Regions from separate parts of the Mus musculus genome. Here region 2 is linked to region 1. The links are chromatin contacts, found by POLR2A ChIA-PET in ENCODE. All regions are on one chromosome and are shown on one strand. The core of a region is the stretch at or near the end of the contact, and the rest is flanking DNA. Distances in the headings are between cores, read along the strand shown.

Evidence for each region. ChIA-PET counts read pairs that join two places held with the same protein, here RNA polymerase II (POLR2A).
Region 2: POLR2A ChIA-PET joins it to region 1 with 17 read pairs in embryonic stem cell. The contact joins the promoter of BC024978 here to the promoter of Ltbp4 in region 1. POLR2A ChIA-PET finds 5 or more read pairs at or near these places in 3 of 5 experiments (Patski and embryonic stem cell).

The regions. Positions count from the first base shown.
Region 1 is chr7:27,331,562-27,335,612 of GRCm38, forward strand. Ltbp4 (latent transforming growth factor beta binding protein 4) reads right to left here and starts at 2,087. Exons shown (of 30, transcript NM_001113549.1): 1 at 1,794-2,087. The coding sequence starts at 2,043. All of the region lies in intron 1 of Gm30543 (a long non-coding RNA gene), which reads left to right.
Region 2 is chr7:27,194,106-27,198,156 of GRCm38, forward strand. BC024978 (cDNA sequence BC024978) reads left to right here and starts at 1,676. Exons shown (of 7, transcript NM_001243888.1): 1 at 1,676-2,002; 2 at 2,801-3,261. The coding sequence starts at 2,909. Snrpa (small nuclear ribonucleoprotein polypeptide A) reads right to left here and starts at 2,166. Exons shown (of 7, transcript NM_015782.3): 1 at 1,886-2,166; 2 at 1,339-1,451. The coding sequence starts at 1,429.

The DNA of each region.
Region 1 (4,051 bases), core at 837-3,336:
CAACCAAGAGTCTTTCAAGTCCTTTCGGAGAGTTGCCTAGAAAACAGGACTAGTACTTTCTGGAGGCGGGGGTGTGGCCCATGTGAGGGAGCTGAGGACAAGGAGAAGTGGAGTCTGATCGTTTCTAGCACGTTAAAACTCTCAAGTTGCGGGGACCTTAGGAATCGCTGGAAAGTCCTACTCCTCCCTAGCCAAGGATCTGGTTGCCCCGAGTCTTGATTAATGGCCCTGTGTGGATAGGTCTGGGAAGGCTACCTTAGAAAGAGAAGGAAAAATGAAGCTACGTGGGAAGAGAATCGGGGGAGATGTTGGAGGGGGAGAAGTATCTCCACTTAAGGCTCATGCTTGAATGTTTCAGGGGAAGCGAGAAGCCGCTGGGTGACAATATTAGAATTCTCCTGGGAGGGGCGCAGCTTGGAGGAGTACCTCCAAAGAGGGAGAAGAAACTGGGCTGGAGGAGTTCCTGTAGTGTTTGCCCCTGGGTGAAGAGGGACCTTTGGATCCGGGATCCAAAAACCCGGATTTCCTGTCAGGAGCGTTAAACCTGGACTCCAGGTACCTTAATTTTTTTTTTTTTTTTAAGGGCAGAGCTTAAGAAGGGCTCAGCAAAGAAGCAAGATTGGAAAAATGGAAGTGTCTCAGATGGGAGGAAGCCACCACGTTTAGGGGCATTTCTTAGTCTCTTAAGTCATTTCACTGCCTGCCCTTGCCTTGAATACAGACTCCCAGCTCAGGGTGCCCATATCAGAGGGCTTGCTGCTAAATGGGCAAAACTAACTTCATGTCCCACAACATTGGAAGAACAGGAAGCTAAGGACATAGGGGTCTTGCCGAGGTCAGCCCGCCTTCACATGTTCCTCCTTGTGCCTCCAGGGGTTTGGCACCCGTCTGGGCACGGCGCCTGGCACGGGCGAGTTGGGGCTGGGCCGGGAGAGAGTGAAGGAAGGAGGGAGGAAGGGGCGGAGAGAGGGAGTGGTAGCGGGCGGGGGCTCGGGCGGGAGATGAGCTCACGCCGGCCGGGTTGGGCTGGCTGGGGGCCAGCCTGGGCGAGTTCTCGGCGCCAGGGGCCCCACTCCCCATTCCGGAGGGCGTAAGGGGTGAGAAGCAATGAAAACCCGACCCCCAAGTCCATCCCCACACTCTGGGCTAGCAGGTGGCGCACCCTCCTGACCTCACCTGAACCCCAGAATGCTCCCCTTGTCTAGAGGAAGCTGAAGCGCAAGCCGGTCCCTTCCTCCCCCAGGGGGCGCCCTTTCCTCAGGCCTCCTATCTGGATATCTGTCGCACGTGGAACCGCTGTAACTCAGGTCTTGCCGAAAGGCACCCCGTCTTTCCTGGGTCCCCTCCCGCTTAGCTCTTCATCACAAGCAGTCCCATGCCAGACTTTCCTAGTCTTCCCCCACTCAAAGACAGACCTAGAAACTTGAGATATGCCCCACCACCCCATGCGACTCTGAAACACTCCTTGCTGACCCACTACGCACAGTCTGCGAATTTGGGCCCCATCTCAAAAGTTCCCAGATCCTAAGATCCTCGCCTTGACTGAAAGGGATGAAAGCTAGTCTCAGTCCGTTCACGTGGGACACCACAGTTCCAAAAACACTCAATGCTCCTGAAATCAGCGCCCTGGAGATCCACTCCCCAAATAAGGAATTCAGAGCCCCCTTCCTCAAAGACCCCACGGAGTCCCCAGCATTTCTGTACATGGAATCTGGGCTCCTGCTCCCTAAGGCATTGTCTCCAGGGTCCTCCCTCCGGGCACTCCTCCCTTGGGAGCACCATCCCGCACTCACAGGCGCGGAAGCCGGGTCCCCCCGGGGCCGCCCCGCCGGGCGCGCCGCTGTCCACGCTGGTGGCGTTGCGGGGCGCGCAGGTCGGGGTACAGCGGGAGCCAGTGGGCCCGTGGATGCAACGCAGGCCGCACACAGCGGGGGTGAAGCGCACGCGAAGACGCTCTCGGGGTCGGCCCAGTACGGGCTGCGGCCCCAGCTGCGCCAGCAGCACCAATAGCGACACCCAGAGCAGCTGCGCGCCGCCCGCCATGGCTGCAGCGCCGCGCTCCACCGCGCCGCCGCCCCAGCCCGCCCGAGGGGCCCGGCCGCGCCCGCCCGCTCGCCCGCCCGCCCGCGGGGGAGGGCGGCCGCGCCCCCGCTCAGCCCCCCCTCCCCATCGCTCCCTCCCGGGCGGCCGCGCGGGGGCGCGTGGGGCTGGGCGCTTAGCCAGAGGCGCGAAGGCTGGGCGCTAGACTCGCAGGGGGGAGGGGAGGGCGCCCCCTCTGCTCCCACCCGTGCTCCAACAAGTGGATGGGGCCTATGGGGAGTAGCAGGGAAGGGAACAGGTGGGGGCGGGCGGGTTTGCTCCCAGAGAGAGTTGAATCCATTGAGAGGAAATCCATTAGAGTAATGGGGGCCGCATTTGGGGAGCCAGCTGAAGACTGATCCTCTGACCAGGCACGGGGGTAGGGGGTGGGGGGGAAGAGGCTTCATCTAGATAGAGGACAAGGATGGCACATTTGGGCAGCAAGATGGTACATCTGTGGGTGACGAGAAGGGTCGGTGTACAGGACACATAAAGGAATTAGAGGAGCTGAATTCTGGAGAGGAGACTAAGGCGCTTACACCTGAAGACGCCACAGCACACCAAGACTCTCTACACCTGGTGGGAGAGGTCAGAATGAATAAAGCTGTGGGCGGGGGTCCTCACATCTGGCCTGGGGCACACATCTGGAAAACCTTAGGAAGGAGGGGGATGCATCTGGGCTGAAGGCCACACAGCAGGAGAGGGCTTCTGAGGGTAGTTGAGTCTATAGAGTGCTCTAATCTGGGGTACCGGGCTGTAGTAAAAGTAGGGTCAAGGGACGGTCTGGCATGTAAGAGGGAAAGGTCTTTGGCCCCCAGCCGTCCCGCAATCTTGGGCATTTTGTGCCGGGGCAGGCGCCAACCCGCACAATCGCTTTTGTTGTCTGGACTGGTTCAGCCTCGCTCTCTGCTGGGCGAGTTGCCCCCCTCTTCAGCCACGGGAGCCCGGACGCCTGGCTTCCCGGCCCCACCCTGATGGGTCAGCGCCTTTGGCCTGCGTCTAGTTCTGTCCCTGGCTCACCTCATACTGCCGGACGCAGGGGTCCCTAGAGGTGGCCGCATCCTGGGGAGTGGGGTGGACCAAGCTACAATAGGGGACTGGTAGGCGGCGGCAGCACCGTGGGAACCAGACGGCTTTATCTGGCCCGGAACCACCCCCCTCCACCCCCTACACGGAGGAAGGGCGGATGTTCTTACCCCGGGCCTGGCCGGCAGGGGCGCGATGTGGGGGCCTTCTTTTCAGCAATGCCCGGGCCCACGGCCCTCGGGGCCGCCTTTGCCTCAGCAGAGCTCGGGCCTCCTGCAAACTAGGTGGAAGAGGGTGGAAGAGGCTGTCACTACTATTAAATTGGCCTCCTCACCTCAAGGGGGGGGGGAACCCTCCTAAGCCAGGAGCACTTCCAGGAGTGGGTTTGCCCAACATTGCCCCCAGCCCTTTTATTGGGAGCAAGGCTTGGGATATCTTTAGAGAAATACTTTCAGAGAAAGGACTATGGAAGAAGAAAAAAAAAAAAAGGGTATGGAAAGAGAAGCGATATGAGATGGATGGGAAGGGAAAAGTGGGTGGGGCGTAGAGACAGAAACAGATCAAGAAGCAAAGACCCAATGATTCAGCCAGGCAAGGAAGAATAAACAGAAACACAGACAATGAGTTAATAGTGAAAGGCCAGTGTGCGTGTGCGTGCGTGCGTGTGTGTGTGTGTGTGTGTGTGTGTGTGTGTGTGTGTGTGTTGGAAGGGGAGGAATTATATGCTTACGTCAGTGGCTGCCAGTTGAGGGATACCTGACTCTTCTCCACGGGACTGCGGCTGGGGCTGGGCACCGAAGGTGTTGGGGTCAGGCACCCCTCTAGACCTGTGCACTTGGCAGGTGGGCAGTTCCGGACCCTGCAGGAAGCTTTAGAGACAATCAGGGATTCAGTAGAAAAGCAGGGCCAAGCCTCTGCCATCGTCCATCTCTTCATTTTGGATGAC
Region 2 (4,051 bases), core at 426-2,925, 140 kb before region 1:
CCACAAAGCAATGCACCAAGGGGCCAGTGCAAGGGCAGTAGAGCATCCATCCACTTCACAAGCCTTCACGACCTGAATATGATCTCAGGAACTCAACAGCTGAAAGACAAAGGCTTCTCTAGAGGGGTCCTGACCACCCTCATGCATCCATTTATAGATGCACACAAAATAAATACATAAAAATAGTCATTTGTGTTTACTTTTTTAAAAATGTGTGCCGGGATTCAGTCTTTGCAGAAACTTTCTAACTATGGGCCTTACTTCCAGACAAGAACTGAATTATTTGGTAGGGATTTCTATTTAAAAAGAATCTTAAAAAAAAAAAATTTTATGTGTGGATTTTTTTTTTTTTTTTTTTGCCTGCAGAAGCCAGAGGAGGATGTCGTATCCCCTGGAACTGGAGACACACACAGTTACGAACCTCCCTGGAGGCAAGGAATCAAAACCAGATCCTCTGTTAGATCAGGCAGCATTCTTTAACCACAGAGCTCTCTCCAGGCCATGCTGATTTTCTTAGTTGCTGAGATTTGAACCCAGATCCTTACTCCTGCTAGGCAAGACTAACACTAGCTACATTCCTCAAACCTTTTGGACACTGGGTCTTGCTATGTCGCCTCAGCTGGTCTGGAACTCAAGCTCCTCCTGCCTCAGTCTCCTGAGTACTGGGATTACAGCCCTGTACCTCCACACCCTAAAAGAAACCGTTTGTCTTTGGTTTCTTTTTTATCTGCTTTGGCCATGTTGTCCCAAATGGTTTCAAACTTTCACTCTTCCTGAAGAACAGAATTACAGCCTCTGCCAACCAGCCCAGTCTAAGAATCTGCTTAAGCAGAACCCCACATTTCTGTCTCATTTTTCTTGCTATTTGATCCCAGGCAAGTTATGCCACCCAAATTCCAACTACTTAATCTGAGAGGCTTGTGAGAATTAAAGACAGTCAAGACTTAGAACGCGGCACAATCACCCACATCACAAAGCCATCCATTGCCCATCCCTCCTGTGTGTCATCTGCATTGTAGTCAATCACTGAGGCCACCACCCAGAGGTCAGTGGACAGAGACAGTCTCATGAAAGCAGACTGATGGCAAGAACGATCCTGGAAGGCTTCAAAGGAAGAAGGGACCTATGAGCTAAAACCTGGAAGATCACTAACAATGCGCAGATTAAAGGGCAGAGTGTAAAACCTAGGGTGAAACCAAGGAACCAGTAGGTACAAAGGCCAAAGTTAACTCCTAACAGACAGAATGGGGAAGGCTGAAAAAGAAATGTGGATGCTAGAGGTGAAAAGGGGTCAACTCTTGTGATATCACCTTGAGTCAGGCTACCCCAAGAACTCACCATCCTTCTTGATCTTCTCATTGAGATTGTTGATATAAATAGTGTGGTTGGCACGGGTCTCGGGAACTGGCATGGTGGCTATGGTGGCCATGGTGTGAGATGTTCAGGTACGGCTTAAAGAGGAGGAAAAAGCGACTTTAGCCCTAAGTTTCCCAAATTCTTTGTTCCAAAGGGCTGATGCTCAGGGATCGCCCTTCCAAGAGGAAGTCGAGTAAGACCGGAATTGGAAGAGGATGTCACAGCTTAGCAACAAAGCCAGCACAGGCCCCCGCTTCTCCAACCCGCGTGCTAAGGGAGAGCTAGAGAGGTTAACTACGAATCCCAGAATGCTCTACGAGTCCCGGCAGGCGGAGCACACCGAGCGGCGCTTCCCATTAGTCCACGTGCGCGAAAGGCGTCCCGGGAGGAAAAAAGACCCCGGATGTCGGAGCCAGTTAAGAAAGTAGGGGCCGACTTGGAACATCCTAGTCTCTCAAAGAGAGGCCTCCCGAAGTGCTCCACCCGCCTCCCCGGCGCCGAGCAGCGTCTACAACCCGCGGGAACCCACCACCTGAGCCGTCGCTCCCGCCGACAACGCCCGCCGAGCTACGCTGCACAGACACACAACTATCTTCCCCGGCAACGGCTTCTCCCTTCCGCGAGCTAATCACGGCGGGCAAACTCGGTAAGTTCAGAGTCTCTCCCCCGGCCTCAGCGTCTGCCAAAGGAACACTTGGGGTCCCGCCCCCTGGACGCGAGGGAACGGACCAATCAAAGAAGGGCACGAGCTTCTGGCCAATTGGGACATGGTTAGAGCTCTGGTGCATTCTAAGACTGCCTTTCGGAAGCCACACCTCTTCCCCTTCCGCCAGTATCACGTGACCTTCAAGAGCGTTGTGCTGGTTGCGAGTTCTATCACGTGGGATGGGAAAGGACAGGTGGAGGCTGGCCGGGTGACGTCATTTCCTCCTGGGGAGGCGCTTGTGCAGATTCCTAAGTTCCTAAATTGATAGGTTTATACCAACTTAGTTGGCCTTTGATCGCTGAGTTGCTGCGACTCTCATACTTCCCCGCTAAGCCCATGACCCGCCCACCATTAGGCTGTTTTCTCACCCACGTGCCTTTTTTGTAACCTCTTAACCCTAGCTCGTAAAGTCAAGGTTTCAAACTCAGGCCCGCAATGCAAAAAGTAGGCAAGTCACATCCTTTAGACACCTCACAACAGATCTGAACCTCCGAATAACAGAAGTGACCAAAACTAGCTTAGCTACAGCAGATGAGATGACACCTACAAAATGTCCCTTCTAATGTAGCCCCAGCCCCATAGCACAGACCACCCTTCGGGATCCTTCAGCATTTGATTTAGCCCAGTTTCTCTTTCCACTGTTTCAAATACTAGCCCAGGTTCTCCCAGAACAACTGGCCAGACACCATATTCTGCTATCAACTCCAGTTTTAATTTTTTTTTTTTTTTTTTTTACAGATCTCAATGTGCAGGCCTGAATATCTCTCATCCAGTTCCTTTAAAAACTGAAAATCTCCATCCTTGGGAGATTTGGGGAGAGCCTCTTATTCTTCCTGTAGACCCCAAATGACTTCTCCATGCTCTTTCCCCCTAAAACCCACAATCTCTCCAATAATTCATGAGACCCCAGACACCAACATTCCACCTCCTTTACCTCTAAATCCCCCGGACCTAGCTTTACCATCCCCTCCTTGTAGTCTCCATACATCTATTTCATCCCCACTGCCGCCCCCTCCCCCCCCTCCTGCTCCTCCCCCTCCCCCTCCCCCTCCCCCTCTACCCTCTGCTGTGGAGCCTGTTCTCCCTCATGTCTATGGCCTGAAGAACAGCCAGCTCCTGAAGGAGGCCTTAGAGAAGGCTGGCCCAGCCCCCAAAGGCAAAGAGGATGTGAAGAGGCTCCTGAAGCTGCACAAGGACCGGTAGGGTCTCCAGCCCCCAAAACCAGCCCAGATCTCAGACAATCACCTGATTACAAGTCACCACAGCCACCCTGCTCTTTGCGGTCCCACTTCCTTGATCTCAAACAGCCAGATGCCTTAAGTACCCTACTTAGTTAGCTTCCAGCAATAGAGAGAACAGCTTCTGCTCGGGCCTGGCTTTGACACAGAAGCCAGTGGTTCTGTGCCTCCAGACAGTGACTCCAGAGTAGCCAGAGTTGTGATAATGGAGCCCAAGGACAGATCTCAGTGTTGGCTTCTAGAATCGAAGCAGCTACAAATGCTAGTGAGCACGTTATGCAGGCCAGTGCCATGAAAGCAGACAGTACCGAGCAGATCTACAGTAAAGACTTTTTAAAGAACTGGCAAAGTGGAGCTGGAAACACAGGGTCAGCAGCAGCGGACGTGGAGTTGGATGGAGGGATTTGGACTGTCCTGAGGTCTGGTGAGCCAGGGAATGACTTCGCTGAGAGAGGAAAGCTACTTTAGAGAATGAAGGTCATGAATCGAGTCCAAGGTCTCAGGAAGAGAGTAGTGCACACAGGGACACGCACAATAAGGGAAGAGACTAGAAAAGAGACCACAGGCCCTTGTCCAGATTGATAAAGAAACTCCTAGTTCCTGACATAGTGGCAACATGCCTGTAATCCCAGAGCTCAGGAAGCCAAGCAGGAGATGAGGGAAGGCCAGCCTGAGCTACATAGTGAGACCCTGACTAGGAAGGAAGGAAGGAAGGAAGGAAGGAAGGAAGGAAGGAAGGAAGGAAGGAAGG